Linked DNA regions of Homo sapiens: all the other regions are linked to region 1. The links are chromatin loops, found by intact Hi-C in ENCODE. Cell type or tissue: HCT116. All regions are shown on one strand. Links, peaks and the distances in the headings refer to the core of each region. The heading gives the core; the rest is flanking DNA. Region 1 holds the start of LOC124901364 (a long non-coding RNA gene). Region 2 overlaps LOC101927314 (a long non-coding RNA gene). Region 3 overlaps MMS22L (MMS22 like, DNA repair protein). Region 4 has its middle 5.0 kb from the start of MIR548AI. Region 5 has its middle 30 kb from the start of MIR2113.

Region 1 (6,404 bases), core at 845-5,844:
AGGTTTCCTTCAGCTCCCACCCATCAAACTTCTGGGTGTTTCTGACCTCAGCTCCCTGCTTCCAATGAAGAGGAACCTACTCTTTAAGAGCTGAAGCACGGGGGAAAACGAATTCTTAGACCCCCTGGAAACCACTCCCCTGCTGGGCCTAAAGTCAGTTCCCTAGAGAAGGGAGCCCGGGAGACCCTCTGGGCACCCCGGCATCTCAAGCCAGAGCTGAGGGCCCGGAAAGTGAGGGGCCGCGCCTCAGTACTGGAGGCCTAGAGTCCATCTCCGCGAACTGGGGGCTCTCAGGGCCCGCAGAAATCCCCCTTAGCCCTCCGAGGCCCCTGGAAGGAGTCGCCCCGGGAGAGGAAATCACTCAGCTCTGAAAAGCGTCGCAAACGGGCGGTGGGAGAGTTCTAAAGCGGCCTTTCGCCTCTCGGAGGAGGTGAGGCCGAGCTGGGGATGTGCGGGTTTGGGGCCCAGAACTGCACCGCAGGGCCGCAGAGGCGGGAAGCTGGCCGGAGAGGAGTGGGAAGGCGACCAAGGGCAGCAGCAGGGGCTCCTGCGGGGCGCAGGTCTGTGCTGGCGCCGGGCCTGGCCTCTGCAGGCTCGGCGGAGCCTCCCGATTGCTCCCGCCGCACCCGCCCGCGGCCACTCACCCGGCCCCGCGGCCAGCCCGGGCGGGGTCGCACGCAAACAAGGATGCTTCTATTTACTCGCCTCTGCCTGTAGATTTCTAAGACATTCAGCAGGCACAATCATTAAACTAATTTGTGTTTGATTGTTTGGGCGGACGGAGGGTAGTTTTATTGCGCTAAGCATTCAAGCAGGCACGCATCGCTGATTACCAGTATACATTAAATAAAGTTGTTTGTACACATTGTCTTACCACATATAGGCAGAGGCTTATTATTCTAATTACTCTAATTAGTGCATTGAAATGTTTTCTACTTGATTTGAGGAGACAGTGATTAGTTCTATTACTTCTTTTAACTCGTATTTTATGGAAAACTGTTGGTGCATGTTCAAATTACTTTATTTGCCCCTGGAATATAACGCTGACCCAAATGCAGTGAACTGCACGGCCCTTGTGGGGCCCCAACTTTGATGTGGGCCTCGGCTTGGAAGAGGCGTCTGTTATTTATTATTTCCCTCCCACCAGCGTAGCCTGGTCTCCCAGCGCCGTGCCCGCCGCCCCCGCCCCATCCTGCGCCCCAGATGCGCGCCCCGCTTGGACCAGTCCGAGCAGAGGGGGGTTCCGAAATCTGCTCGGACGCAGCATCGCTGGCCGCCTGCCCCGCTAGTTCCCCGAGTGCGATTACTTTTTAAAGGCTCCTTTAAGCATATTTCCGTGAATCTGTTTCTTGTGCTTTAATGTTACTATTAATTGATAAGATCAGCTCATCAAACATACTATTTCGATAGGGAATTGTAATTAAAACCTTAATCCTGTTTGAGACTTTCTTCTCTCTCTAAATTCCTTTTTCTTATGAAAGGGGTGCAAAGTTCACTACAAAAAGTACTATAACAGGGAGATTAATTCGTTATCTAAATAACAATCTTTGCTATTGATCCAACGTACTTTCCGCCACCTTTTGTGTTGGTCCGGGAGGCCCTTAAAAAAGAGAATATACAAAGCAGAAGATCTGGACCAAGCCCCACCGACTCCGATAGACTTGGGAGAGCGAGGGGATCCGCGGTCCGCCCCCCTTAACCACAGTCTGAGGAAGCTTCAGAAGTGGGTCCTGGCCGTCCCAGGCGATGCCACTGGGGAAGCGCAGCGCTAGAGCCGCGGGCCTGGGAGCCGGGCTCCTCCACAGTCCTCTCCCCTCGCAAAGGGAGATCTGATCTGCTCAGTCTCTAGGTAAATATTCGACCGATTCTGCTTTTACTTTTAATATTTAAACTTGGATTATCCCGTCTCCAAATGCGCGTTCCTAACCTTTGCCAGTGGCTGGGATGTAATAAATCCTGGCGGGGCCGGGGCGCTCAGCCTCCCCAGGTCGCGGCCGCTGCCTCCCTCCCCCGTCCCGCCCCGCCCCGCGGGCCCCGGCCTGTCCGCCCCTCGCCGCCCGCAGCGAAAGCCGCGCCGGAATGAAATCAGCGCCTCCCCGCAGCTGACGGCTGAGCATCCTGGGCGCTGGCAGGCGGGGGAGGCCGCCCTTTATCCCGGCTGAGGAGTCCTCGGGGGCTGCAGATGGAGCCGCGGCTACCCGGAGGAGAAAGAGCCCGGCTTCGTGGAGGCAGCAGCCCCCAGGCATAGGAGGGGGTAGCAAGTGGGGCCAGGGGCCGGGAGGTTGGGCGGGGTCTATGGTTTGTATGTGTTGGGTGGCGGGTCGGGGAAGGTACCCTTTCCAAACCTATCTCCCCTCCTCGCTAGCCCTTTTAAAAAGGTGGTGGCCCCAGTTTGAGAATAAGCCCCAGCGTCTCTGAAGCCACGAGGACCGTTTGTGCTCCCAAGTCAACTCAGTATTCCGAGATTTTCTTCTTTTCTAAGAGCTTCACCCCCTCCCCACACCCTCCTTCTTTCCGTCTAACAAAGTCTTCTTTCCCCCACGCACAGACTTGTTATGTAACAAAGTCTCCCAGGCGAGTTTAACTGGAGAATAAAGGACACCCTAGCCCCACCCCTCCTTTCCTTTCCCTTCCCTCCTTCCTCCCCGCTCTCTTCCCTCAGTGCATCTGTTCTCCAGGACTTCTGTCCTCGCACCCAAGAAAGCGGCGGGCCTTAGCCGAGTAGAACTTTGGCGCCCCACAGTGGCATCGGCTCGGAACTACCTTTGATTTTACAGCCTCCCAGTCAGCACAACTGTTTTTGTTTCAGATCCAATTCTCCTTCCCCTTACTCCTCTCCTTCCTCACTCTACATTCTTTCCCTCAACCCCTCCTAGGCAAACACTTATGAAGGTGACTACGCATATGACCCCTACAAGGGTTTCTAAACATTTAGTTCTAGGTAATTCCTGAGTAGATATTTGAAAAGTTTAGCCAGAAAAGACACTACGTTCTATACCAGAAAAGTTCCCAAAGGTAGGAAGAAAGAATCACTTCCCCAGTTCCTTAGTTCCTACATGTTGAGGCTGTAGCAGATAAGTCTTTAGTCTCTCTAAGGAGCCTCAGCTTTTGGCAGGCATTAAGACCAGAATACCAGGTTAGAAGCCACGGTTAATAACAGGTACAATGCTTCAATCAGCAAAAATGGAGTCCAGCAAATGCTATTTTAACCCAGCCCAGTTTTCATCAGACACTTCTTGCTCTATAGTAGGTTTGTTCAGTTTTACCACTCAAAAGTGAGTTTTTTAAAAAGTGGATCACTTGAACAGAAACTCATCCATGGAAGAATTTTCCAGACTAGGGAAAACATTCCCCTAGAAACTCCCACCAAAGGTATCAGTTCAGCCTGTGGAGCTGAACTTTGCTTCCCTCAGAGCCCAGTGCATTTGTCCTCCCATACTATGGGCCATTTGCACCATGAATGTTGTTTTCTCCCTCCGCCTTTATCCAAAGTAACACGACAAGGAGAAGAAGAGAAAGGACATGGACTTCAGGCAGATCCCAGCAGTATTAATGGAACTGGGCAAAGGATTTGCAGTCAGAACACATGTGTTTGTCTATACTTCTATGCTTACTAACCAGCAACGGGGGAAAGTCAGTTGACATCTTCAGATCTCAGTTTTCTCATGTGCAGAATGTGGATAATATTCCTTTTTAAACTTTGCAACAGGGTTGAAGTAAGGCTCGGATGAAATAATGTATATGAAAGCATTGTATAAATTACCGCAAATCCAACCTGAAGCACTACTGTTGCCAACTCCAATGGAGGTCTTTGCTGTGACTAATAAGAAATGTTTGTTGTTTTGTTTTTTGAGACAGGGTCTCTCTCCATCGCCCAGACTGAATTGCGGTGGTGCAATCATAGCTCACTACAGCCTTGAACTCCTGAGCTCAAGGGATCTTCCCATCTCAGCCTCCACAGTAACTAGGACTATAGGCATGTGCCACCATGTCTCACTTTGTTGCAGAGTCTGGTCTGGAACTCCTAAACTCAAGCAATTCCCCCACCTCAGCCTCCCAAAGTGCTGGGATTATAGATGTGAGCCACTGTGCCCGGCTTAAGAAATGTTTTCTAACTTAAAAATAACCATATAGCCTTACGTCTATTTGTGTGGGGGAAGAGAAATGCAGGACAGTCATCTCAGTTGCATTATCCAGGGAAGGCACCACCGATTCTGCTTAGCTTTAAATTGGGGCTGCCACTCAGGAGACATTTTGTGTTTAGCATGTTCAGGTCCTGACTTGTAGCTGAAACGATCAGTCGGGCCCCTGGCGCCACATACCAGTGACTGCAGCGACTGTAGCTCCTGTGATGCGATGGCTAGCCCCGTACTCTTGCAAAGCACTCCATTTCTTCAACATCTTCCAAACTCCTGACGTTTATAGTGTCCATCTGTGGTGTCATTTATAGCAGCCTGGATTAGGAAGAGAATACTAGGCTCATGCACTTAAAACCAAGCACACACACGAAACAGCAGCAGCACTAATCACCCGCAGCTTTTCACGAATCCACACACGCCTCCCGTCTAGAGAGCCCCAGTGGCCCAGGGCCACCTCCAGTCCCTGGACTTGGAAATCAGGACGCTGTGGATCCCACAGGCGCCCCGCGACATCCTGGAGTCGCCGGGAGTGGCGCTGCGGTGAAAGCCGGTGCCTAGAGTGGGCTTAGGGGTCCCATTCCACTCGGAAAGTCCTCTCACCTCCCCAAGGGCCATTCTGCCGGCGCAATGTGGGGGTCCCTCCGCCACTCGAGCAGAGCCTGCCTAGGCCAGGCACCCCTTTGGGTGAGAGCGGAGGGCCCCTGGGACGCCCAGCCAGGCCTGGCGTCTGGGGAGCCGGGGCTCCTGTGTGTGTCGGGCAGGCTCCGATGGCCGAAGCAGGGACGAAGGAACGGCTTCGCTGCGGGAGGCTAGAGGGCTGCGCTTCCGCCCTCCCGGCCTCCCTCTTGCCGCATGAGCAGCGCAGGGCCTCCTGGGCTGTGCTGGGGTCAAGAGTTATGAACACTTCGTGTCCTCAGGAGCTCACGGGGGTGACGAGAGGCGGTCTGGGTCTGAAGCCGCTACACAGAGGGGAGCAGTGGGGCCTCGGGGAGCAGCGGGGCCTCGGCTTGGCGGCTCCCCCCGCCACCCCGCCACCTTTCAGGACCCAGGCCAAGCCGCCTCACGAAGACCAGGAAGCGGCCTCTGCCGGGAAGCCACCTGCAGCCTATAGTCCCCTCCCCAAGCGGCCCCAGCCCGTGCTATCTCCTACATAGTTGCCTTCCGAACGCCTGGAGGGCCCTGACCCTTCCGGTGTTCCACCGCAATGGGGTCGGGGGGAGAGGGGGGCTGTGGCTGCCTGAGACCTCCAGGGCAGCGCACATTACGGGCGGGAAAGGGAAGTCAAGGCAGGAACCAGAACATCCAGGGAGAATGCAGGTCTGACATGAGCCAAGGCCTTGGCAGTAGAGGAACTTTCACCAGGTCGTGGAAAAGACCAAGCCACTAGCCCCAAAGAGCCGGACTTCTCGCCAAGCGCCGGAGTCCCTGAACCAGGATATGTGGGCACTGCTCCCTGCAAGGTGTCGATAATGCAGGTACGTGAAGACACACGCATTTCCAAAAGAACAGACCTAAATGCAGAACTTTAGGACCCTTAGAGTAATCAAAGTTAGTTAGGAGGTGATTTAGCAATCTCAAAAACAAAAAAGGAAGAATGCTTTGGCAGAAAGAAGAGAGAAGTGGAGTAGGCACTCTGGGTAGAAGGGAACTGGCACAATGTGAGGCAGGAAGCAGGAAAAGGCAGAGGGCGAGCAGGTTTGCTGGGCTGGGCCGGGGAGCAGGAGCTGGCACCTGGCATGAGAGGGCTGCTAAGGGAAACAGTGTATGGAGTTAATTGGTAGAGGGTCTGGAAGAAGTTTTAATTAGACTCAAAAGGCAATTAAGAGCCATCGTAGAGGGGGAGATCCGATGGAAATAATGCTCCTGGAAGGAAGAGAGTTGGCACAGTGCATTGGATAGGTTGGAAAGTGGTAAGGATGAAAGCAGGGAGGTTAACTAGGTAGGAGGTTGCTGGTGTAGATCTGACTCAAAGTGGTCAGTCAGGGAAATTTGAAAAGGATAGGCAAATGACTGGTGCCTGAATGGCTGTAGGGGGAAAAAAAGACAAAAGAATGGTGATACCATGATTACATTTTTAAGGAAGAAAATGGACAAGCATAGACAGATGAGAACAAAAGAGAATTGTAGAAATTGTGTTCAGTTTTAGATGTGCTAATTTTACTAGTTTATTTCTCTTTTCCTTCCTCCATCTCCCCCACCCCCTCCCAGGAATATCACGAAGTCACCAGGATAGCAGGTTTTTCAGCAACATTTAACTATTTACTG
Region 2 (6,404 bases), core at 895-5,894, 1.1 Mb before region 1:
GTTTTAATATTGTGAAAGATTCTCAGTCATACAGCTTAATACTTTAATATCTGATGATGCAAACTTAGCTTGTAAGGATTTGCGCATCTTGCAATAAAGTTCAAGTGACTAAATTACTTTGTGTATTTACAAATGACACATGATGGTACATTTACCTCTTTACTGATGTTAGCTGATACATTAGTCAGATCTCTAGATTGTGAGAAAATTCTGAGGAAATATTGCCTGGGGTAAATTTTAATTTATGCAGGAAAAAATTAAATGTATGCTATTTTGCATAAAAGCGCAAGTGTGAGTAAATTATGTATGGTAAATTCTCATTGCTGAAAGCTTCTTGCAAATGAAGAATAGTTTTATTTGTGTCTTACTAATATACCAACGTTTGGTTAGTTACATTTACTCCTGTTTGCTACAGGTAAAATGGATGGAACATCAGACAGCTCATTATAGAGACAAGTAAGCTCCAGTTCCAAAGTTGGTTGACAGAACAAGTCATGGTAAGTCTTGTAATTTTAGCACTACTGTACATCTGCAAGCTGTCTGTGGGTAAAATGCTTACTAAGCACTGCATTGGGGCTGTCAGAATGCTCATGGGTTGGTAATTAAATACAGACAGTGCTATGGTTTTATGGAGCTAAGCCAATATTTGTGCACTCTAGAAATCTCTTCTAGAAAGCTTTTACTTTGGACTTTAAGTTTTGGAAGAAGTACATTTTATTTTTATTGAGTAAACTTTCATTAAAAACACACTTTCTAGAGCCTTCACTGAAAACATTCATTTCTGTTTTTGTGTGATAAGTCAATGGCCAATTCACCTAGCAAAGAAGTCAATTGTCAGCAGTGCTGGCCTTTGCAGTGTTAGTTTTCCCTCTCTCAGGTTTTATCGTCAATTACTATTTTTAAAACACTCAACAAAAAGATTTGAAAGTAAATAGAAAGATCTAAAATAGAGCTGCTGGAAAGAAATATATTTATTTGCCAGGTGTGGTGGCTCATGTCTGTAACCCCAGCACTTTGGAAGGCTGAGGCAGGAGGATAGCTTGAGCCCAGGAGTTTGAGACCAACCTGGGCAACACAGGGAGACCTTGTTTCTATTTAAAAAAGAAAAAAAATTATCCAAGTGTGGTGGTGTGAGCCTGTGGTCCCAGCTACTTGGGAGGCTGCAGTGGGAGAACTGCTTGATCCCAAGAGGGACTGCAGTGAGCCGCGATTGTGCCACTGCACTCCAGCCTGGAAGACAGAACAAGACCCTGTCTCACACCCCCCCAAAAATGGTGTTTATTTAATTCTTACCACTTTTTACTTTCCTTCTGGAATTTAGTGCCCTAGTTTAAATATGAATTGCTTGTATACTTCAGTAGGAAATGAATAATTTTTCCTTTATTCTTGTTATAGATGTTCATTTTGATAGGTATAGAGTGTGTCACATAAAAGCATGCTATATAGCAGCACTAGAACCTGCAAACTATGACCCAGAAATCAAAGGCCAAATTCTGCCTGCATTTGTTTTTTTAAATGAAGTTTTATTGGAATACAGCTCATTTATTTATAGTTGCTTTCCTGCCACAATAGCAGAGTTTAATAGTTTGACAGATATTTGTAAAGTCTAAATTTTTTACCATCTGGCCCTTTACAGAAAAAATTTGTTGACCACTGGACTAGCACATGAAAACTTGTAAAGGAATACATATTTTTTATTTGTTTTTGTACTGTTTAATAACAAGAAAGAATACAAAAATATCATTTCAAATGAATTTTATTTTCTTTAACAGTGAGGAAAATTTGTGTTATTGCTTTACATTTTTAAAAAAACCTTAATAATATCCTGTAGCAGGAGTTTGTGGTTGGATGCAAATCCGTGTACACTCTTAGGTGGATAGTTAGTAAGTTTGTGTACCTTTAAAGGGAAATATTTTCTAACACATGCTGTGAGATTGGCATAAAAAGGAAACGGAGAATAGAGTTCAGGTGAGTCAGTGAAGTGGCTTCTAACCATGCAGCTATTATATGCCTGAAAACTGCATGCATTGAGGTTAGTCTGCAAGCCCTTACCAGCTTGTTATTGGCAAGGTTTCCAAACCTCTAACTGTATTATGGCTGTGGATTCATTATCTATAGCAGACTATTCCCCATGACTGTCTCAAAGATAGTTCCTGGGCCAACTTATATTTTTTAATCTGTACATTTACTTTCCAAAGAAAAAAAGTAAAAGAAACTTGTTAGGAAATTAAAAGTGTACATGTGCTGTTATTTTAAAAATTTTTTTGGTGTCATTTAGTTGTGAAGTAGCTGTGTATGCACATTTATGGTTAAAAAAACTGGTAGGACTGTGAGGTAATATACTACTTTCCAAAGTATAGCTTTTCTATAAAACATCTAGCAGAAGGATAATAGGTAATGATGCAATGGTTAACATTACCATTTTCAAAAAATTGAAAAGGAATCATCACTTGGAGCCAGTTTGGCATTTTCCTATAAGACATCCTATTTAGAGCTCTGCATCTCTGCTATGCAGTTCTGTGAATTTGAATCCAACAGAGAAGATGTAGCTTTCATACAATTTTCTTCAGTTATAAGAACCATAATCGTTCCAATGGGATGCTGTAAGCCTGGGTCACTTAAATCATTTCTGAAGACAGCAGGTGCTCTTCAGGGATGTGCAAGATGAGGAAAGCACCTGTTGTTGATTGTGTCTCAGCATCACCTACATAAACTTAGTGCAGGTCGACGTGTTCAGGAATCAGTTATGGAGAAGGATATGAAAATTTTGCACTAAGCAAATGAGCTGGAACCTAACAACAAAGAAAAATTTCCTGAAAAGTTAAGCAGTGTAGGTTCACAAAATATTTAGATACTCTCTCGAAGATAGTCCTAAGAATGTAACTGAATGGGACACAAAAATGAAGATATAAGTATTTACATTGAAATCTACTTCTCTGAAATAATTACTCCCTTCTTATCTGTTGTAAGATGTAACGCAAGATATAACATTCCCAGTCTTCTGTATTCCAATGATATGTGGAAGAATTGTGAGGATATAGAGCAGAGGTCAAAATTTGTGACATTGGGACAAATATAGCCTTCTAATATTTTATTGACTACAAATGTATTTTCATAAACTGGAAATTTTATTTAAAAATTTAGATTCCCAAATTACGTTGAAAATCTGAAATATTTTGATATTTGTTTTGTCTTTAAAATATTTTTTAAACATAAAAGTTGTACATGCTGTTGGTAAAAAAAAATTCAAATAGTACAGAAAACCATAAGGAAATGTTCTTGATCCCAGTTTCATTTTCACATTTTATTAAGTATTCTTCCATAAATGTAGATGAACATACATGTGAAATATACAATTGGATCATGATAACCATATTTTTCTATGCATAGATATTTTTCATTCCGTATTTTAACAATTCTCTTCGATTTTATTAACTTATATTACTTGAATTGCTTTATGCTTTCTTTTATTCCATTTTTATTTTCATTGCTTTAGTATTTTGAAATTAAATTATTTGATAAAGCTTCCTTTTCTCCTCTCCTACTTGATTTTGTATTGTACACATTTCAAATGCTGTCCCTATGATCTTGACAGTGTGTTCTTGCAGTGATAGAGGGCGTTGGGCTTCACAGCACCAAGGGCAGGTTGGGGCTTTCCAGCCACCTCTGTGAATACCATGCTACCTTCTTCTTGGATGATCTGTCATTCCTTTATGTGGCCATCCAAAAGTTTTATTCTGGCATTTTTTCTGAAAACTCACAAGTAATAGTCATTTTTGGAGAAATAATGGTCCTTTTCTTAAAGATGTGACCATGAGGTGGCAGTAGCACACAGCAAGCATTACTTGGGTGGTGCTTTGGTGGTTTTGTAAATGGGGGAGGTCCCTTATTGCAGGACGCCTTCCCAAAGGCAATAATTAGGGGGCCACCAAGCTAAAGGAGAGGGAGGCAAAAGGAACTCTTGGGAAGAGGAGGTTTGGAGAAGGAGGCGTCAGTCTAGAGGATGTTGCTCAGCAGCATGATGGAGAGACTCTGGGTGGGAAAGCTTTTAAGGGCAGCAGAAGCTTGGGGTCTGTTACAGACCCAGGGTTTATCTTATCTACGGTTAGCAGATGTTAGGTGCAGTTTTGTGGGGTTGCGCAAAGCAGGCAGGCTCTAAATGGCCAAAAATCTACTTATTTGGACTACATTTGAAACAAATGGATGTGCAAAAATGTGCATTTGTTGCCAGTGGGCTTTGGAGCTAGTGGTTCCACCCTGCTGTGAAGAAGTAAACACTGTAGGACCAATGTGCACAGACCATCTTATAACAACTAGGCCTCACTGGTTTTGTTTGTGTATGTGTGTTTTGTCATTATAACATACTACAAGTCTACAGAAAATATATACATAAATGCTTGTAGATACACTTATGTACAAATATGCGTAGAAAATAGACACATATAATGAATAGCATGTACGTACCATCTAGATTTGTTAGATTTATAATTTTGTCGTAAATGCTCCAAGTTTTTTAAAGGACTACATTACTAGAGTTGAATTCCTCTATACCCCTTCCTAGAACGATTCTCTTCCCTGCCTTCTTCAGAGGCCTTCCTATGTGTGCTTAGATTTGTATCCTAAATACGTATCATTTTAAAAAGATGTATAAAATTGTTTTGGGATGATTTAAAACTTTATATAAATGATATCATACTGTACATAGCCTTCTGCACTCTGCTTACAATTTTTGAACTGATTGAAATGTATTCAGTTGATACTTGTAGATCACATTTATTTACTGTTGCTGCTAAATAACATTTTACTGTGTGAATATAAAATGATTTAAACAATTTCATATTAATGGCGATTTAATTTGTTTCCAGCTTTTTATTTTTGCAAATGATGCTGTAGAGAACATTTCTGAACACGTCTTCTTATGCAAATGCTTCTACTTGGCTGTTTCATTGAGAGATTCTAGAAGCAAATCAGCAAATAATTCCCAAATAACCTATTGGCACAGGTCTAGAGTTATATCAAAATTAGATATAATTCCTATTCTTGATAAATTTATACTCTTAGTTTATAAGCTTTGTGTATACTTACAAATAAGAATTTTTCTACTATTTGGTAGTGTTTATCTCACCTGTCATTTTACTAAGTTTACGTGTATTTCTAAGACAGATATGTCATTAATGTCATTGCTTGATTATTTTCTCCAATACTTGGTTTTGGTAATCCCCTAAGATGCAAAGCAGATGTGACTATCTGAATTACAGTTTTGTCTTTAGGAGAACATTGTGTTAAAAAGCTTCCCTGAATTCCTAGTGCTGTCACTTTCTCAGTTAATGATTTATTAAATACATCAGAGCAATTAGAAAAATGAGATTTTTAAAAAATGTTTTCCACTACAGCTCAAGTAATTTAAATCACTCTTCTAAGAGATGTATGTTGGGAGAAGTCATAAGTGGAATGCACATGACATAGTAAGGATAATGATCAATGTAAGCAGATAACTTCTAATGGGAAATATATACATAGCTTTGGAATTACATTCCAAATCACTTGTTTTCCCAGCATTTATTGTATGCAACAAACACATAGAAAGTGGTTAGCTGAAACAGGTAGTTTGGAAATATTTTAACATTTTTATCTAAACAAATGACAGATTTTTTTTAAATGAAAAATGCTAAGTATAATAAAAGTGTATATTTATGTTCTCGGCAGCCAAATGTGCTTTTTAATGGAATTTAAATAAATGGAATTTTTATGACAAAAAAAGCAACAGTAAAAGCAGTGATTATGTTTTTCATAGTTCATTTGCCTTCTTTGCCCTGCAGACCTTGTGTGGAGGAAAATGAGATCCCGAGTGAAGTCTACAATGTCATTGACTCTGAAGAAGGACTCAGAGACCCATTGGTGTTTAATGACCCTTACTGGCCTATGCAATGGAAACTGGTATGATCTTCAGAAATAGATGGTTCTTTGGCAGTGTTAAGAAATATTATTTTTGTCATGTTCTAATGCAGTAGATAGGCACTTTTATGCACTGCCTGCTTTTATCTATTGGTTTTGCAGAGAGAGACTTAGCAAACTTTTGATGAAATATTACTGCCATCTTATTAATGAACACTAATCCTTTTAATTTGATTACATCCTTAGGGTTTGATTTAATCTATAAAAGACACCAGTAAAAACCCCAAGATATTTAAATTTGGTGTGTGTAAACAGACTCATTACATAGAAATGTTGTTGCCATTCAGGCTTGAAGTTTTTGTTCTTGCATAACTTAGAATATATTCTATATTACATCAATACTGAGAGAACTTGTCTTTATGGATTAAGTGGATGTTAGAACATTGCCCAACAGACTTTTTTTCATAATGCTTATTTTGTTGGACCTTTTAGTATCACATTGCCCTCCC
Region 3 (6,404 bases), core at 621-5,620, 1.7 Mb before region 1:
CAGTCTTTTATTCTCTTAGGGTACAATTGCATATCTTCTCTTCACTCTTCATCAACAGCCAGCACCTTCTGCCCCTTCCTCATTTTCAGCTGATGGACTGACTTAATACTTCACAGAGAAACAAGAAACATCAGAAGAGAACTATCACAAGCTGCTACCACATTTACGCAGTTGCCTTCATCTGGGCTCACTTATTCTGCCTTCTCTTCTGCTACTAGAGATGAACTGAGGCCAAGTTCTCTATAAGATCCCATTTTATCTGGGCACTAAAACAAAAGTGACTTTGTTTGTACCATGCAATTTTCCTTCACTTTGGAGCATTCCTGTCAGCATTTTAAATATACTGAAATGTCTCCCATGTTATTTAAAAACCAAACAAAAACAAACCTTCCTCTTTGACCCCTCTAGCTACTATCCCCATTTTTCTACTTCTCTTAAACAGTGATATTCAAAAAGATTAATCTAAATTTGCAGTCTGGAATTGCTCTTTTCACCTTTTCTCTGGAATCATCTTCTATCAGGCCTTTGCCTCTCCACTACATACAAACTGCTCTTTCAGGTCACCAGTGACTTCCCTCTTATTAAATCCAATGACTAATTCTCAGACCTTATCTCACTTGATCCATCTATAGAAACTGAGCTGTTGATCACTTTCCTCTCTTTGGGCTCCACGGCACCACACTTCCCTGCTTTTTCTTAACTTACCTTCATTCCTCTCCAGTCTCCTTTCTTGTTTCTCCTGACCCTACAAATCTGAACAAAGGAATACCCTAAGGCCCAGTCCTCAAACTTTTCTTTTCATCCATACTTGCTCTATGGGTGATCTCATCCAGTTTCATGGTTTTAAAGAATTATTTATATATGGATGCTTTCCAACTTCAAATCTCTAGCTTGGACCTCTTCCTGAACTCTAGGATCATTATCTAAGTGCCTACTTAACATGCCTACTTGGATTTAATGAACATCTTAAAAAAAATTACCAAAAATGTTAATCTTCCCTCATAAAATCTGTTCTAGCCTCAATCTTCCTCATCTCAGCAAATGGCTATAGTTACCCTTAATTCCTCTCTTTATCTATTTGGTTACCGTATCTTACCCACTTAGCAAATTCTGTCATCTCTACCTTGAAAATACTTTCTTCAGATGGGAAACCTGACCACTTCTCACCACCTCTACTGCCACCACTCTAGCCACAGCTGCTCATTTTTGGGTTATTACAATAGTTCCCTAACTGCCTTCCTGCTTTTCCCCTTGCCTAGTCTTCCTATAAGTCTAGCCTCAACCTAGCAGCCAGAGGACTCTTATCACTCCTCTGCTCAAAACTTTTCAACAGCTTCCAATCTCAGAGTAAAACCAAAAGTCTTTATAACCACTTACAAGGCAGAACACAAACTAGCTCTCCATTACCTCTTGATCCATCTCTTAGTTCTCTTTCCCTTTCTCATTCCACATGAGCCTTTGCTGCTTCCCTATAGTTTCTCAAACACACCAGACATGTTCTTGCCTTCAGACTTCTGCAAAGCATGGTCTCTCATCTCCTTCAGTTCTTTGCACAAATATTACTTACTTGGGCCTTCCTGACCACTCTATTTAAAATCACAACTGCCTCTGGCCTTCTGTATTCCTATCCTATATTCCACTCTTTCCCACAGCATTTATCACCACACATTACACTATTTACTCATTTAGTGGTCTTCCTATGCCCCAACACTAGATTATGAGCTCCATCAGAACAAGTATTTTTGTCCTTCTTCTCCATTAGTATCTCTCCAATGCCTATTAAACTAGGTATTCAGTAACTTTTTTTAAATGAAGAAAATCATTCTCTCCTAAACTATCAAGTCTTTATTTCAAATCAAAGCCAAAGTACACATATTTTGCTTTCTATTTATATACCATTTATCTTCAGCATCTAAGACAGCACTGACTGAACTGATGCATTATTATTTTTGTTGACTGGCAGTTGGGATGATGCATGTACACAAGTTATATCATCTATTAATGACTGCTTAAACTGGCTGAATATCAATATTTATTTTCATAGACATTACAGTAGTTGGAAAATTGTTGTCCTGTCACAATTCTTTAATCTATCATCGTAAAGTCCTAATTATAGAAGTGTTATCAGAATTCAAAATCTTTTCAAATTTAAATCATTAGTCTTTTACACAGCACTTTAAGCTCAGTTTTCCTCGTATACACTAGGATAAATATTGGTTTAAATCTTAGGTTTTTAAAACTATTATTTAAAAATAAATTAAATACCTTTAAATGGACTTCATTCAAGTACATGGAGTTACCATACTAATCACTGTCTATTCCAATACTTCTTAACATATTTTGAGCAAAATACCCCCTTGAGAAGACAATGGCCTCTTCTTAGAAATGATATATATGCGCATATATTCAAATTCTTACCTATAATTTCATGAGATCCAGAGTCCCTTAAAGCCTAAGGACATGTCTTTAGGTTAATAATCAAATTAAGTAAAAATTACAACTTAAAGTAGAATCTAGTAGAAGTCAGAACAATAACATCCTATATATTCAGTGTCATTCTGATCTCATCTTCTTGGGATTGAAGTGGTATTTATTTTATATTCTTTTGCTCTTTACACAAATTAACTTCATCTTATACCTATGTATCTGCTCATACAATTTGAAAATAAACTACTTGAATCACACGTAATCAAATGCTAGTTTACCTTCCAAAATATTACATGCATAAGAAAAGCTTATGTATATTCAATATTTTCAGGATAGAAAATTATCTTATTTTTAGTAAATAATCATTTAATTTTTAGCAATAAATAAGCCAAAGGATCCCAATTTATTAATATGTAATTTGTTTCATCTTTCTGGCTGACAAAATGTTTGCTATACAAGAGTTTGTTACTAAGAAAATAAAGGAAAATACTGACAAAGAGTCTGCAAAAAGAGAAATTAGCAAATTAATAATTAATGCTGACCTGCAGCTGCATCCGCAAGTTGTGAGAAAGGCACTACCTGTGACATTCTCTGACTCTTCAAAAATGAAAAGAAATGTCTCCACAGTGCACTGGCAACTGCAGCAAGGTGGCGCTCTTTAGCCGATAATGAAGACTGTACAAATAGGTCCACATTGTCCCTTTGAAGTTCCTGACACAATTGTTGATGCATACTCCTAAAAAGAAATAAAAATACAGCTAACACCCTTAATAAATGCTTACAAAAATCTTCTTAAAGTACATTTTGAGCTTTTTCCATTTATATCATATGAGAAACATTTTATATAATTAAAACCTTTATGCCAAGACATTATGCATTTCTGGTTGTTTGATGGATGAATGATGGCATATTAAGCATCATAAAGTTAATGTTAACTACTAATGTCAACCATTAATTATATGCTTTTTAATATGTCAGATCCAAATGAGAAAGAGGCAGCTTCAGAATGAAGGTCTGCATTTTGCAACTCACACATGACAAGTGATTTTTACTTAAAATCTAGACATGAAAACAATTTTTAAAACAATTTTCTCCTGAGGGCTTTAGGACATGGATGTACCAAGAGGAAGGTAAGTACAACTGGCTTATGCGTGGTATTTTAAATTAAAATACTTTCCTTGTTTAGAAGACACAGGCCTTGTGTAGTAGACAAAACTATGCTAGATACAATCTTACTACTTTGGTCCCAAAAGATTCATAATCATTCTCACTTGGTAGGCAATAATATACAATAACAAGTTGCTCTTCATAAAATAATAAAACATAATTCGATACTGCCTCAAATTTTGATTAATCATTTACTCACCTTTGCTGATTAATTCAATCGAAAATTTAGATATCTCTAGACCTTAATAGAAACGTGCAGGAAATTGAGGTTACCAAAGAGAGGGAAATAAGAGATCTTCTTAGTGATGTGGAACAGAAGGCATTTATGTTGTGCACCCACTGATAATATGATTATTTAAAACTAAATGTACAACCATGCTATTATTCCTGTTTCTGTTTATATTACTGCCAGATCAACTGAGTAGACATAAATGCATGGATACATTTACATTTGCATTTTTTTTTCAATTATACAGAAAGCAGCAAAAAATAACCAATGGAAATTATGGAGAAGACTTCCTTTAATAGAGATAGCATTCCACTAAGAAAAATAATTAAGTACTTTAAAAAAGATGTTTGATGTTTTTAAACAGTTTAGGGGAAGTGGATAACATGAAAGAACTATACAAAACACAGAACTAGCATGTGTATCTAAAGCAATCCCACAAAAAGATCAAGCTGGTTATAAGATCACATCTTAGAATATTTCGCATAACTACCCAAGAGTGAGTAAAAATTCTAAGTATAAACTGTATAACATTAGGGCCTTGAGCCCCTTTACATTGGAATTCCTGGAAAATTATGGGATATTACTTAATACTACAGGAAATATTCAAAAAACAAGTGAACAAATGGCTGGGGAAAGAGTATACAGTAAACAATTCTCATAAAAGCTAACCAAATATCTGCTATGTCCTCTCTGTAAAAACTTCTTGAGATGCTTTCAACTTGAACTAGTGGCTAGAGAACCATTTCAGTTCCTTTATCTTAGAGTGAGATAAATAACAAACCACTAAAATCTATCTGGCAACTAACTCAACTGCCTATATCAACATAGCAAAGTTCACAGTACATTTCTACACAGTGGAATCCATGTAAAATAATACCACCATTTCTACTGCCCTTTATAGCTTTTTCAAAGTATATTGGTTTCAAAAGACAATAAATAACTTATGGTACTTGAGTAGGATGGATTTTGCTCACCATATCTAAAAAAGCCATTTTATTTACTAACTAAAACCTATTCCCTAGGAAGGAGTAACATTTCTGATCGACCTCTATATATGTGCTAGAAATTCCTTAAATTAATTAAATTCTTTTAAAATCGGAACAACTCTATGAGATAGGTATCATTAATCCTCTTTATAGATGACGAAGCTAACAGTAGGAAAGCTAAATATGCCCAAAGGTCACATGGCTAGAAAGGGCTGGCCCCATCATCTGAACTTAAATCTGACTCTGAAGCCCACTTTTCTTTTTACACACTAAGACATGCACCCTTATGCGCCTACACATACACAAGTTTTAAGTGAATTAAACATTGATAAATTATCTTCTCTTTCTACTTAGGTTAAAGAAATTTCATCCCAGCACTTTGGGAGGCCAGGGTGGGTGGATCACTCGAGGCCAGCAGTTCAAGACCAACCTGACCAACATGGTGAAATCCCCTCCCTAATAAAAATACAAAAAAATTAGCCGGGCATGATGGTACACGCTTGTAATCCCAGCAACTCAGGAGGCTGAGGTAGGAGAATTGCTTGAACCCAGGAGGTGGAGGTTGCAGTGAGCCGAGATTGTGCCACTGCACTCCAACTTGGGTGACAGAGCAAGACTTTCTCAAAATAATTTAAAAATAATAATAATAATAAATAAAATAAAGGAATTTCAGAAAGCTTAAGAAAAGGGGCTGGAAAAGCCACATGTAGCTGTGTCTTTTGAAGGGCCAGGAGCAACATCAGAATTCTAACATTAGGAAAGACTATAAGAAGAGATGCTAGAAAACATGTATTCAAGGCAATAATGAGAAAGGCCAACAAATGTGAACCACCTTTGACCTCTCCACAACAAAACGTTGAGGTACCAGGGAGTATAAGTATGAGCTAACGTGGGGATAGGACTCAAAGTTCTGAATCCATTAGGTTTAAAAAAAAAAAAAAAGCCGAGTGCAGTGGCTTATACCTCTAATCCCAGCATTTTGGGAGGCTGAGGTGGGTGGATTGCCTGAGCTCAGGATTTCAAGACCAGCCTGGGCAACATAGTGAAACCCCATCTCTATTAAAAATACAAAAAATTAGCCGGGCGTGGTGACATGTGCCTGTAGTCCTAGCTTCTTGGGAGGCTTAGGCTGGAGGATTGCTTGAGGCAGAGGTTGCAGTGAGCTGAGATTGCACCACTGCACTCCAGCCTGGGCAACAGCGAGACTCTGTCTCCAAAAAAAAAAAAAAAAAAAAAAAAAAAAGAATAATTAATTAAAAAAAAAAAACCATTGTGAGGTAAAAAATTTTAAAGCTATAGATTACATCCTCCAAGGTTGAGTTAAAACAGCTAAGACAAGTTTCAACTAAGGGTAAGACACTGACCCCAAACCACACTTGTGTTGGAAATGTGCACCCACTTTGTGTTTTTGGATTTGAAAAGCAGCTAATATCCCCGGGAATATGCAAAATGTTTCCTGCTCAATAGTTTGAAAGTTCAAGCTTTTTCAGTCTGGATAAGAAGAAATGATTACCTGCTATTTTAAACCAGAACCTAGTTGTTTAAGACCTTATAATAATAATTTATTTAAGCATAAAGAAATCAGTGAGTGACAA
Region 4 (6,404 bases), core at 797-5,796, 270 kb after region 1:
GTCCCCTCAGAGCTTCCACCTATGGGTCCTCTTTTTGTGCTACTATGTCAGTGAGGACAAATCTAGTTATTTTCCATGGGACAGCTCCTCAAATATCTGAAACACTTAAGCTCTTCAACTATTTCTCATGTTTCAGGGCGTTAGGTCTTTGCTCAATATATTTCCTTTTCCAAACCCCTATTCCAGTAATAAATTTCCTTAGCATTCTTTCAGCATTCTTTCTGCCTCATAGAACTTTCTACACATTTGGCTTCCAGTGATGTGGTTTTTTACCATGAAATTTATTTCACTCGGTTCAAATGCCTGTCACAATGCCTGCGGTCTCCCTCTCAAGACCCTACGAACAAGATTCAGCAGGAAGATACATGGTTATGGCACCCTAGGTATCCGTGTTCCATGGCACTGTTTGTACCTCATTAGTAAACATTTTCTTTAAATTATCTTGGATACTCATTAAATATTATCAGCTACTTAGAACCAAAGGATAATTATGAGTTTAATGAAGCGTGCACCAGCTTGCTCAAGTCTAACGTTTGTTTCTCTGCTGGGACCCCATTTTACTTTGCACTTATCCTTCAGCAAAGCTACTCTACAAAGTCACTTTGGCAATAAGAAGTATTTAATTAGATTAATGAATTTTTATCACCTCTCCTAGGGATTAGGCTTGTTAAATCCTGGCGACTAAAGAACAACAGATTTTTTATTACTAAATGTTTAGGGATGCGCTGGTTGTGCTGCAGTGGCAGTCCTCATAAGTCAGGCTGCTCTGGGCAGTTCTACCTTGGATCCCTTGGTAGGCCAGGGATATTTGGCAGAGACAACCTGTGCCTTCAGTTAAATCACAGAAATCAAAATGCAAATGAAATCATGTGCAACCCAGACAAGGCTTTCGGCAGCTGCCTTTCTGTCAGAGGCTGCTGACTTATTGTACCCTGAGAAAATGTGCCCTCTCTTCCTCTACTTGCAGGTGTTTGGGAGGAAAGGGAAGACCCTATAACCAGTACTTCCAGCTATTCATGAGGGCATGGGTAACCACTGTCATTTTCCTAACTCACGGGTGTGGTGAGTAATAAGGCATAAGGGGTGGATTTTTTTTAAGGATAGTATGCAATTCATCTAAAGACATTAAATGATATACATATGTAAAACAATTTGGTATCTGTTTTAGCTAATGCTTTGAATTATGGCAACGTCTTTCATCTAGAAACTTCAAAGCACTAAAAAAAAAAACACATTTCGCTCTATCACATTCCTATGAGGCAGTTTTAAAGTATAGATATTCCCACTTAATAAACGGAACAACTGAGGCACAAAAGGCCAGAATCAGCCAATGTTGTAAAATAAATCAGCATCACAACAAAAGAACAGTCTCGTGGTGACAAGACTGATGTTCTTTCAGAAGCGTGTAAATCCAAATGTAATAATGGTATCGTCCTTCAGAATTTTAAGATGATGTCCCAGGAAGAGACAGGAATAGGAATGGGGACTAAAAGGAGATAGGAGACTTCCTGGGTGATAAATTTTTGATCAGAGCAGAGAGGGGATAACAGAGAACTGGAGATGTTGAAAGTAAGCTTTATGGCAGTTCAGAGGAAAATTCAAACTAAAATATAAACAAGGAGGGCATCCTTAAATTTAGTCAATTTGTATACATTTAGGATTTAGTACAAAACATGTAATTTATATGAACCATATAATTTATCACCCATACTATGACATTTTTAAGAGACAAAGGGAGTGCCATCAATAATTGCACTAACTGTACCTGTCTCACTTCTTTGCACTCAGGCTAGTAAACAGTTTTGCAGTGTTTTAAATAAGTATTCTCCTTTAAACACCATCCAAGTGTTTTAAACCCTCACATTTTGAATGAAGGAACTGGGAGAGAAGTTAAAAAATGAGTATGGAGAGGAGCTTTCCATAACTGCAAAAATGTAAACCAAGTTTGGCATGTTTTCTTACCCAAGATCAGTTATCTTTTCTAACACTTCAGGTGGAAGAAATGCCACCTGTGAATAAATTGTACCAGGCTAAATAACCTATTTTCCCTTCTTTCCAATTATCTTTTTTTAAAAACTAATGTTCCCTGCAGACTGTGTTTGGTCAATCTGACCAAAGAAGTCACAAAGAAGGCGGCATTTGGGGACTGTGGTTACCTGTAGACACAGACATTTATCACCATGCTAACACTGCCAGTAGTTTACAGGGAGAGTTGGACTGGATGACCCTGCAAAAGCAGGCATCCCTCTTCCCACTCAGGTGAGGTGACGAATTAAGACAGTAGCATGAGGATTTTTTTGGGGGGAAGGTTTAGTTTAAAGACCACGAATAAGTATCCACACACTGCCCCTAGTCCAGTTCTGTCCAACAGAACTTTCTGAGGGGAGGGAAACATTTCACTCCTGCATAGTCCTATACAGTAGCCACCCACCACATGTGGCTATTCAGCATTGAGATGTGTCTAGAGCAACTGAGGAACTGAGCATTCAATTTTATGTAATTTTAGTGAATTTAAATTTTAAAGTCATGTGTGGCTAGTGGCTTCCATATAATACAATTCTAGACACTCAAATGTGTGTGTGTGTGTGTGTGTGTGTGTGTATATGTATATATATATGTATATATGTATATATATATGTATATATATATATATATATGTATATATATATACCACTTTGTTGTGTAGGAATCAGCAGATGCTGTACTTTTTCAATTTTCTAACACCTAAGAACAGTTTTGCACGTTAGGATCTATCTCGTCTTTAACTAGAGAAGCGGTCAAATCAGGAGTTCAGGCTGCCAGGAAGGGAGCAGGATGAAGACCTTCCCATTTTTATGCTGACATCCACCATCAGCGCAACGATTTGATTTAGCAGTGGTGGCTCTGGGGCCAACATCACAACCTTAAAGGGCAGACTCTCAAGAGGTGAAATAAAGTAGTGCAGCTACACACACCTGGGAAGTAGAAGCATATGTGAATCTGCCAAACATGAGATGCTTGTGCAAGAAACTAAATGCTATCTTTCATTTCTTTTATCTGCAGTTAAGACACAGTTTAAAATAGCTGAGTCGTTGCCTTTGTGCTAATATCATCTAATGCTATGTTTGAGTGGCAGGTCTGATTCATCAAGCTAGCAAGATCTGTCCTGGTTTGGATGGCTCTTCCTCCAGTGGAAGACATCTAAGTGACTACAGATTGAGAGCTCTTTTTCAATGCCTTTTGTAAACAATGCTGGTGTCAGACTACCCCCTGCTGGACAGAGAAGGAAGAAAAAAATTAGGTACCTTTTCTAAAAGGAACAATATCCTATTTCCTACAGGGATGGGTGTTTTGTTTTACTCTCAGTTTGGTAGATTATCACCATGAGCAATCTGAATAACATTATAAGCCACTGCCTTGGTCATACCCTTCTGTTTCTTCTAGATCTTTATGCAGCACAACACTGCAGAGGTGACCCATCAAGGGTAAACTTTGACTGCATTCTGTACCTTTTTATAGTAGGCTTACCACTCATTACAGGGCTGTTATAAGGAACAGCATAGGCTTCATGAAAAATCTAAGCTGAATAAACCGTAGAGGAGTTTACATTCGTGCAACTCACTCACACACAGAAGCAAAAAATCAGTTCAACACATGGACATCAGTTGACTAACCACCTGACATAACATCCTTCACAGTCACCAAACCATGCTATGGATGCAGTTATTGTAACTATTTGACCTCAACTCATATTTGCAACATCAATACAGCTTCTTTGCTATTAAGTCATAACAAAAGGACAAATTTCCTCTCCTATAAAGGTATTTCCCAAAGTCCAAATTAATTCTGTGACTCTGACCTAGAGTCACAATATACACTAAATCCAGTGCAATTCAGAAGTATGCATTTATTTCTGAATTTCATATATTTAACTGTTTGAAATCTTATTGAACTATCTTTTTTTTAAAGTTATGGTACTTTCTGTATCTGTTTTTCCCACTTTCAAGACAGAGTAAGATATATAATTAAATATAAACTTGCTTAAAGTTTTTAAATATTATCTTATTACATCCTTACCACAGAGAAATTATAGCTAGGCCTTCATCAAAATAACCAACTACTATGTAAACAGCATAAATGTGCTACATGCTATGCAGCTTCGTTTAAATGGAACTTGCCCCCTGGCCTTGAAGTTGTAAGTGAGACAGCACTGAAGACAGGTTGCACTGAGACAAAGAGCAGTGGCCTGGATATTGTTAAAAACCTATCACTAATTAATAAGAATTGGATGGATTACCCATTTTATTCATTTCCCTTGGCTTCATGACAATTATGCATTGACAACATCCTACACCACAACTACTGAAACCTTACAACACCATTTAAAACAAATTCAGTTTCAGAGAAAATGACACATTGCTAAAGCAATCACACATCCAGTCATTAAATCTGCTGCAGGGTCTGAACTGAACAGGCTAGAAATGAAGTAATGCTGCCACTTGTAAAACTGTCCATCTGCTAATGGGCACCCGCCAGCTATGACCAAAACTGATCTCCACAGGGTACACAGAGCAGTGGATTGTTCTGGGACAGCGGCGATTTACCACATCTCAGGGCCCTGTACTCACAGAGGAAGGGGGTGGAAAGGGGGAAGGTAGAACAGATTATTTTGCCATAAGGCAGATGAGAAAACCAATGCTAACTGTATAGTCATCACCTCTTTAAAGAACAAAAGAGAAGACTCCATAGGCGAACGGTCAGGCTATAACACTAACAAACTTCAGTAAATTCAGGAACTTCACAAAAGATAACCATCTTTAACTCGTCCTTGACCCTGTCTGCTCTTCTTTTATTTGGAACTTCATGGGTGAACATCATTCTCTAACCTCAAGATCATATGCACATGGGTGGGCACATGCACACATGTGTCTATCTTGACTGCTTCAGTGATCCTGTAGGTCTGACAAAGTCACATAAGAGATACTGGGCCAGGTGCAGTGGCTCACACCTGTAATCCCAGCACTTTGGGAGGCCGAGGCGGGTGGATCATGAGGTCAGGAGGTCGAGACCAGCCTGACCAACATGGTGAATCTGTGTCTCTACTAAAAATACAAAAATTAGCCGGGCATGGTGGCACGCCCCTATAATCCAAGCTACACAGGAGACTGAGGCAGGAGAATCGCTTGAACCTGGGAGGCAGAGGTTGCAGTGAGCCAAGATTGAGCCGTTGCACTCCAGCCTGGGTGAGACTCTGTCTCAAAAAAAAAAAAAAAAAAAAAGAGAGAGAGAGATCCTGAAACCACAAGTTATAGGAGTCTATATGCATGTGGGGGTATTTTTTGTCACCTGGTTAAAAGAAAGGCTTAGTCAACTGGATGCGGAAACTGCAGAAATCAACCTCTCCTGCTTTCAGGAATAGGCTCCTCTGCCAAGGCTAACACAGGAATATTCGGTTGATGAAGTGAATCTCTTTCTTCCGTCCACCTTTATCTCCCTCTGTATGAAGTAAAAACAGGAATGTCTGCTTTCTTAACAAAGAGGTTTTGCTAATGCTTGAGAAATGCCTTGACGGTGCAAAGTGATAGGTGTTACTGGAGTGAGGTACCACAGGAACAGACAAGCCAGGGCATGGCTGGCTGCTGGCTGCTCTGGTAACTGATGGTGCACCTGGGTGTTCTGTTTGGACCAGAGCACCAGACCTGCTCACACACCCTTCTCCCTTCCTCACTGACAGTCTCTAAATTGAGCAAATGCTGACAGCCAGTAGGAACAGGTCCCCAGCTTTCCTCCCCAGGGCTACCATGGTGCATGGACAGCCTTATTGTCAAACCGTTAAAGCCCAGTAAGATGAAAAGGCTTAAACAGTAATGAGCTGCAACTTATTTTCCGTCATGAAGTTTTCACTAATAAAGACTTTACATCTCTTCGAGTACATGAAAAAGAAAGCCTTTTGTTTGTTTTAAAAAAATGAGCCATCCAAAGACAGAAGCACATGAAAGAAAATCTCTTTTAAATTTGTCCATCTCTTTAAAATTTGGGAGTGACCATGAGGCAAGATAAGTCTATAAGGTATTTTGATAGAAATCATTAAGATAGACTTAAATTTATGAAATGAATAGGCCACACCTAATCAATCTATTTTCTTGGCCACCTTCCTGATCAATGTAGGTCAATCTCGTTTTAGCTATTATGTTTAATTGGTTTTTTTCAAAATGGTAGTTCCTGATCAGAATCATATGAGTCACAGTTCAATTCATCCACTTCATACTAAACTGCCTCTCTGGTAATGACAACTAATAGTGATTGTACACTTAGCATACACCAGACACATGCTGGCCTTGTCCATATATTACCACATTCAGTCTACACGACAGCCTTGCAAGAAGGGTTCACATTTATCCCCATTTACAGATAGGGAAACTTTG
Region 5 (6,404 bases), core at 853-5,852, 790 kb before region 1:
GTGACAAAGTTTTGTTCCTTATCTGTCAGCATTAAAGCAATTGGGTTATGTGTTCTTTTCAGTGAGCCTCTTCATGGCCATTTTTACATCAGTCTCAAAATGTATTAGTAATCTGGTAAATACTTTTTCCACCCTGTCTTTATGTGTAATAGTTAAGTTTAGGCCCACTTTGCTATTTGGATCAAGGACCTTTATTACTTTACTCTGTCTCTGATCTGCTTCTTAGGACCCAGTGGAATATTTGCTTCTTAGGGATAGATGAGTATAGAAACAAACATGTTTGGCTGTGGGAAGTGGGATTTAGTTTCCATTTATTTGTTCTGAGTGTATCTCAGCAACACACTTTATGTGTATTTTCTCCCACCCTAATGGATAGATCTCCCATTGATTTCAAAAAGATCCTGAAAAGCGTATAAAGAGATAAAAATCTGATGCTAATCTTAGGAAGTAGGATTCACTTTATTCCAAAGGTTTTTCATCATCTAGTTTATTCTTATCCTTAAAAAAATTTCTGTCTCTAGCTACCAAATATAGAAGTACTCTATCACAAATTATCTTTCCGAAAGAGAGGGAGAAAGATTGTTTTCAAATCCCAGATTAATAATTTTTACATAACAATTTCTAAAAACAAGCTTGAAAACAGAATGCTTCCTTTAAATTAGCTGCTACTGTACAAATTAAATTAGTTCGATAAGTAATCTAATCATGCCTTGCTCTATCATGTAGCTAATTAATATATTATGACTTGAAGAATTCTGTTTATATTAAATGTATATATAATACACATTTCATGGCTGATCTTGCAAAGCAATTTTAACGAATGATAGCTGCTGTGTGGAAGCTGAAAGTTATATTTGGAAAGTAAACTTTAAAAAGATTAGTCATTTGAGCCAACTTTTATCAATACATGCCCTACCATTTAAAATCAGTAGTTTGCTTCCCTTTTAAAATTGTGCATTATGGGTTTAAACGACATTTCATTTTACTAGATGTTATTAACAGCATTAGTTTGTGGTTCCACTTTAATATTATCATCTGAAAATTAAGATGACAATAAAAATCAACCTTCATGATTATTCCCCAGGAATGAGTAAATGCAGTAGTTACAGTGTTCTTAACGAAAATGATACTGATGTTGCTATAAAAAAAGGCATTTAAAGTAGCTGTGTTTAGAGTATCTCACTAATTCTTGAATGTCTTAGTTAAAACGGTTCCCAGATTCCATAAACACCTGTTAGTTCCATCTTTTTAGAAAACAGTGTATAGAAAGAAGTCACCTAGATCCATTCCAATGTACATGATTTTTAAACCACTTATACTTTCAAACCACTTATATAACATATGCATATAAATATAAAGTGATAAAGCTAGTGTATACAATGATTTTAAAGAAAAATAAATCATTTTAGAAATAAAAGTTTTTAAATAATATTGAATACATGTTCTAAATGTCAACATATTCCACAGATAACATATTTTGCATTTCATATTGTTTAGGTGTTGTTAGGTAACACATCTACCAAAAGTCTCTGTCTTGGAAGGGCACATACTATGACCAAAAGCTTGGAATTTGTTTTACAAAAAATGTAAGTACTTTCAAAATATCAAGAGTTTGAAGGAAGTACTATTTATTATATTATTACTCCTGCATTTTTGTTTTGGTTTTGTTTCTTAGATAGAGTCTCGCTCTGTTGCCCAGGCTGGAGTGCAGTGGCATGAGCTAGGCTCATTCCAACCTCCGCCTCCCGGACTCAAGCAATTCTCCTGCCTCAGCCTTCCAAGTAGCTGGGCCTACAGGTGCATACCACCACACCTGGCTAATTTTTGTATTTTTAGTAGAGACTGGGTTTCACCATGTTGGCCAGGCTGATCTTGAATTCCTGACCTCAGGTGATCCAACCGCCTCAGTCTCTCAAAGTGCTGGGATTATAGATGTGAGCCACTGCACCCAGCCTCTCCTGCTTTTCTGAATAAACAAAGTATTGGAGATATTAAGCAACCTGGCCAAGTTCACCAAGATCATGAGAGATGCAGTAGTCTGAATGTCATACTATACTGTTTTGAGGCTTGTTGGGTGGGGGAGAATTTATGAAGACTCATTTATAATGCTGCACAGTAGGAGTGGAGAGAGAGTGGAGGTGAGCCTAACACTTTTGGATGTCTTTTTTTTTTGGAAGCAATCTATTTAAGAAAGAAAGAGACTGAGGACCTAAGCTAGAATAAAAGTGATAGAAATTTAAAATTATGTATGGATACTAGAAATATTGAAAAATCTAAATTAAGAAGACTAGCTAACTGACTACACAGGAGCTGAAAGGGGAAGTGTGCATAATGAGACAGAAGAGAATTTACTAAATAGGATACAGTTTATTCTACTTTTAAGGATCAACATAAAAGGAAGTTACTCAAACTTAGAGAAAATTTCTACAATGTTTTAATAGCTGTTTTATGAAAGAAAGTCTAATTTAACCTGCTATTCTTCTCATTTGTTAAAAAGAAGAACAAGAAAAATTATATTTTTTCTTTAGACTCGATTATTCTAGGAAATTTAGTTCTTCAAACTCTAAATTATTGTTTTCTTTTTATGTTTTCCATATATTTCCTCTTCTCATATATTGAAGAATAATTAGCTAGATTTAGTCATATTAAATGTTCAAGTGCCACAAGTGTCTCTGATGTAAATGATCTGACACTAATAAAAATAAGTTTTCCAAGTGATTCATTTTGTAAAACATTCCCAGATTGCTATATTGTAACTTTTTCTGCCCTCTCTGCCATAAAACATGGCATATAAAGACAGGTTCTCTTATCTCAGAGTAACTTATTTAATTCACAAAAAGATCACTAATTCATTAACTTATCAAAGAACTGCTAAAATACACTGAACTGCTCCTAGTCCCCACCCTGTTCTGCTAATCCTGGGTGCCCATCAACCAGTCAACTAGATAAAGAAAGCCCTGGATATAGAAAGTCTTTCATTAGGCCACCATATGGCTTTGCAGCCGCCATACGCTTTTGGCCCTTCTCTCTGCTCTTATAGGCTCCACAGGCTGTCAAGTGGTTGCTGGTCTGTACAGTTTCATATCTTGCTGGTCTATACAGTTTCATATCTGATTTTTTACTCTGAAATGAAGTCCTTGTCTCAAATGTGGCTGAACAATCTTCAGTTTCACCAGTAGGTGGGGAAACTCATTTCTTTTTGCTTATTGTCATTTCTTTTTTTTTCTTAGAAGAAAGTATAGCATTCTTTCCTATGGTCTTTCCCACAACACCACTTATGTGCTCTGGGTTTCTGTTTACTGCCTCCTAGGGTGTAACAATGAGGAAATCAGGAGGAAGATATTTTGGGAAATAAGAAGCTCAGTTTTAAACCTGTTGATTACGTTAAAGAATACAAATCAAGGAGATAAAAATCAATTTATTTAAAAATGTTCTTTACATGGGATAAGAGAAAACTGGTGGCCTTTGAGAAATATCTTGAATTGAAAAGTGAAGTAAACATAGAAGCCAAATTTTAGATAAGTATTCAGATGACAAAATGATCATATATACTCTACATTTCATTTCTTGTGGATGAGACAGCACATATAAAATAATATAGAATGAAGTCTACTCTGTTTTTAAAGATCAACAGAAAAGAAATCACTCCAACTTTCTGGATAACCAACTAAAATGTTTTAATAATTTTTCAATTAATGAAAGTCTTTTTAATCTACCATATTTGACTTAGCAGTTATACGTGTGACATAAACATGGAGAACACCAGTCATCATTTTCCACTTGCAAAGAAAAATGGGGTTTTCTTTTTTAGACTTCATTTTTTGAGAAAAGTTCATTCTTCAAAATAGATATTGTTCTTATAGTTTTCTTCCTATGTATTTTTCAAACACGTTCCCCTCTCTTATTATGGAAGAATCACTAACTAGCTTTGGCCAAGGAAGTTAAATGTTTAAGGATAAAGAGTTCTTAGTTCAAGAAATGGAGACTCATTTGTCAGAAGTAAGACACTAGAGGATGGGTATTGGGTAGCTCACAGCAGTATACAGGAGTCAAGATGACAGTGATCTGGCTAAAAATTAAAATGTACATTATTACCCTTGAGCCTCAATACATGTGTTAAAGGGATAGATGTGGACTGACATGCTTTGACATTTTTTGTAGAACTTTCGGCTTCCTTAGTGCCTTTATCGCAGCTTATACAATCAGAGAGTTCACAAAGCTAGGCATGCATTCTCATGTTAAGAAGCAAAGAAAAATTAAAAAATTGAAAATTAGAATTGGTTTGACCAGTTTTTACTCTTTTTGCTAATCAATTCTGTAAAAATATGGACATATATACTGACTAAACTTAAGACATTCAACATTATGTCAACCCAGATGCTATGATTAAGATGTAAAATCAGAAAATCTGAGTCTAGATCATTTGTTTCACTATTAAATAATTTTCACAACTATTAACAGTCTTCATCAATACATTATTGGGCCAAATTAACTATCACTGAAAAATTCCAATGAATTATTTTTAATACTTTATTTTACAAATTTTATTTAGCAAAATAAGTGTAGTAAGTAAAAGGTAGCTCAATTCCAAAATCATTGTGTAGGTAAAGCTGTAGAAGAAAGATGCCTATTTTATTGGGAATAGTTTATAATTACCATGAAAATACTCAGTTCAACCTGATAAACTACACAATCTAAGTCTATTTAAAAATATGTGGTGGTATTTAATTTATTATCATGAATTAGGTATCTCGCTAAAGTTCTACTTCAAAGAAAACCTAAGTATGTCAGTCCAAGTATACCCATTTAACAAATGTACTGATGCTCAAAGATATTAACACACATTTTATTCTCAAGTCTGGGACATTGTCATCTTGACCCCTGTATACTGCTGTTAAACACAGAGGATTTACTTCGAAGCTTTCATTTAAGGAATTGAGTTATTATCCTTTGCTTGACCTTTGTCTATGGCATATTTATCACAGTGCCCTGTAAAACCATAATGTGTGAGAAAAGTGAGAAAAGGAAGTAATATATTTGTGATTTACAAAGAAAGAAGGAATACATATAAATCAGACTTTTAAAATGCATTAATAGGTACCTCTTACATAATTCATTTATAGTCCAAAATCTCTCCCTAAAAATGGTTTTTGTATGTTTTTAAAACAAACATTAGCAAAAGTTACTTCAAATTAATCATGATCTATGATTTCCAGTATCTATTGCCAGATACTGTTTATATTTATTACTAGGAAGAAAAGAGGGAAGCAGCATTATTTTTTAAAGTACAGAAAGAAATAGTTTTCAAGCTGTTCCCGTAATGAGCTAGAAATAGTAACCCTGTCAAATTTAATATAAAAATAGTGTTATAAGCCTATGGCATCTATTTATTACTGGAGAACAAAAGCCTTCATCCATTTCCTTTAGAGAATGACATTTTTGTAATTCGCTGCCCATTTCATTTGTTCCAAAGGCCTTCGTGGGGTGACAAATATCCCACAGAAATGGCTACTGATACTTGATAGGATAATGTGCAGCCCCTCAGGACAAGGGCAGAGGCAGCAAACTTATCATCCTTTAGTTTAGCTTAGCATGGGTCACTAACAGCGCCAGAGGTGACAGAAGATGTTAAAGTGTGGGAAGCAAGAGCTGAAAGCTGTAGGAGGGGAGTTTTTATAGTTTATCTTTCTTTTGCCAAGAAGCTACGGAGACAGCTTGAATCACATTGTTGATTTGGTTCACTGCACGCCGCACTAACTGTTTCTGGAAAAGAAGAGCAAGGGGGAGAAAATCCAACACTTATGGGTCATTCTCACCAACAGCATGTGGCATTTCAACATGTCCTATAGGAGGAGGAAATGCATATTTAATATTTTAGTTTCAAGTTCATATTTTAAGAATGCATTATCCTGCTGGAAGGTCTGTGGTGAATAATCAGTAGGACGTCATTATATCAACCTGATAATCTTGCAGAGGAAAAAGCGATAGCAATGTCTTTCATTTGGGAATTTTCACAATATTGTTTTCTGTGTTAGTGTGGATAAAAAATGACTAGTATGACTCTTCTTAAAATTTTTAACTTACAAATGTTACAAAAATGTTGTACTTTAAATTTATCATTAGCATTTGTCCATTAAGGACAATTGACTTGCATGAAATCTGAATATACATATTTTATTCCCAAGAAAATTAAATCAGAATAGAACTCTCCCTTAGAATATCATGAAAGAATGATATGCACCAGCTGGTATATTACTTCTGATTCTATTAAAAGATCATGTGATCAAATTCTTCTAAACACTTCTCAGTTTTAAAAAAAGAAGAAAGTAAAAAGAAAAACATAAGTTCTTCATTAGGCAGGTATCTCTCATCATGGCTGTCATTGCACACAGTGACACTCACGG

Evidence for each region. Peaks named below come from ENCODE experiments on the same cell type or tissue, not always from the same donor. Only the 100,000 strongest peaks of a DNase experiment are listed, where the experiment ranks them.
Region 2: it touches region 1 in a loop (5-fold over the local background); 16 of 110 quality-filtered maps call a loop at or near these places.
Region 3: a loop joins it to region 1, with 3 times the contacts of the local background. A loop is called at or near these places in 19 of 110 quality-filtered maps.
Region 4: a loop joins it to region 1, with 4 times the contacts of the local background. A loop is called at or near these places in 36 of 110 quality-filtered maps.
Region 5: a loop joins it to region 1, with 5 times the contacts of the local background. A loop is called at or near these places in 18 of 110 quality-filtered maps.

The regions. Positions count from the first base shown.
Region 1 is chr6:98,843,227-98,849,630 of GRCh38, forward strand. It overlaps LOC124901364 (a long non-coding RNA gene), which reads left to right and starts at 3,783. Exons shown (of 2, transcript XR_007059690.1): 1 at 3,783-5,614; 2 at 6,348-6,404. RefSeq lists an enhancer at 4,751-4,870 and a silencer at 4,981-5,200. In HCT116, for the core only: a CTCF peak has its summit at 2,723; a DNase peak (open chromatin) is centred at 2,735.
Region 2 is chr6:97,701,868-97,708,271 of GRCh38, forward strand. LOC101927314 (a long non-coding RNA gene) reads left to right here. Exons shown (of 5, transcript NR_110757.1): 4 at 416-497; 5 at 5,820-6,404. Among named protein-coding and RNA genes, the nearest start is that of MIR2113, 320 kb to the right of the region's middle. In HCT116, for the core only: a CTCF peak has its summit at 3,821 (motif pointing right); a DNase peak (open chromatin) is centred at 3,834.
Region 3 is chr6:97,183,528-97,189,931 of GRCh38, forward strand. MMS22L (MMS22 like, DNA repair protein) reads right to left here. Exons shown (of 25, transcript NM_001350599.2): 15 at 2,970-3,163. Among named protein-coding and RNA genes, the nearest start is that of MMS22L, 96 kb to the right of the region's middle. In HCT116, for the core only: a CTCF peak has its summit at 3,064; a DNase peak (open chromatin) is centred at 3,064.
Region 4 is chr6:99,116,376-99,122,779 of GRCh38, forward strand. No RefSeq gene overlaps it. Among named protein-coding and RNA genes, the nearest start is that of MIR548AI, 5.0 kb to the right of the region's middle. In HCT116, for the core only: a CTCF peak has its summit at 3,251 (motif pointing left); a DNase peak (open chromatin) is centred at 3,226; H3K27me3 peaks cover 1,952 bases.
Region 5 is chr6:98,051,503-98,057,906 of GRCh38, forward strand. No RefSeq gene overlaps it. Among named protein-coding and RNA genes, the nearest start is that of MIR2113, 30 kb to the left of the region's middle. RefSeq lists an enhancer at 4,656-6,404. In HCT116, for the core only: a CTCF peak has its summit at 3,179; a DNase peak (open chromatin) is centred at 3,212; H3K27me3 peaks cover 289 bases.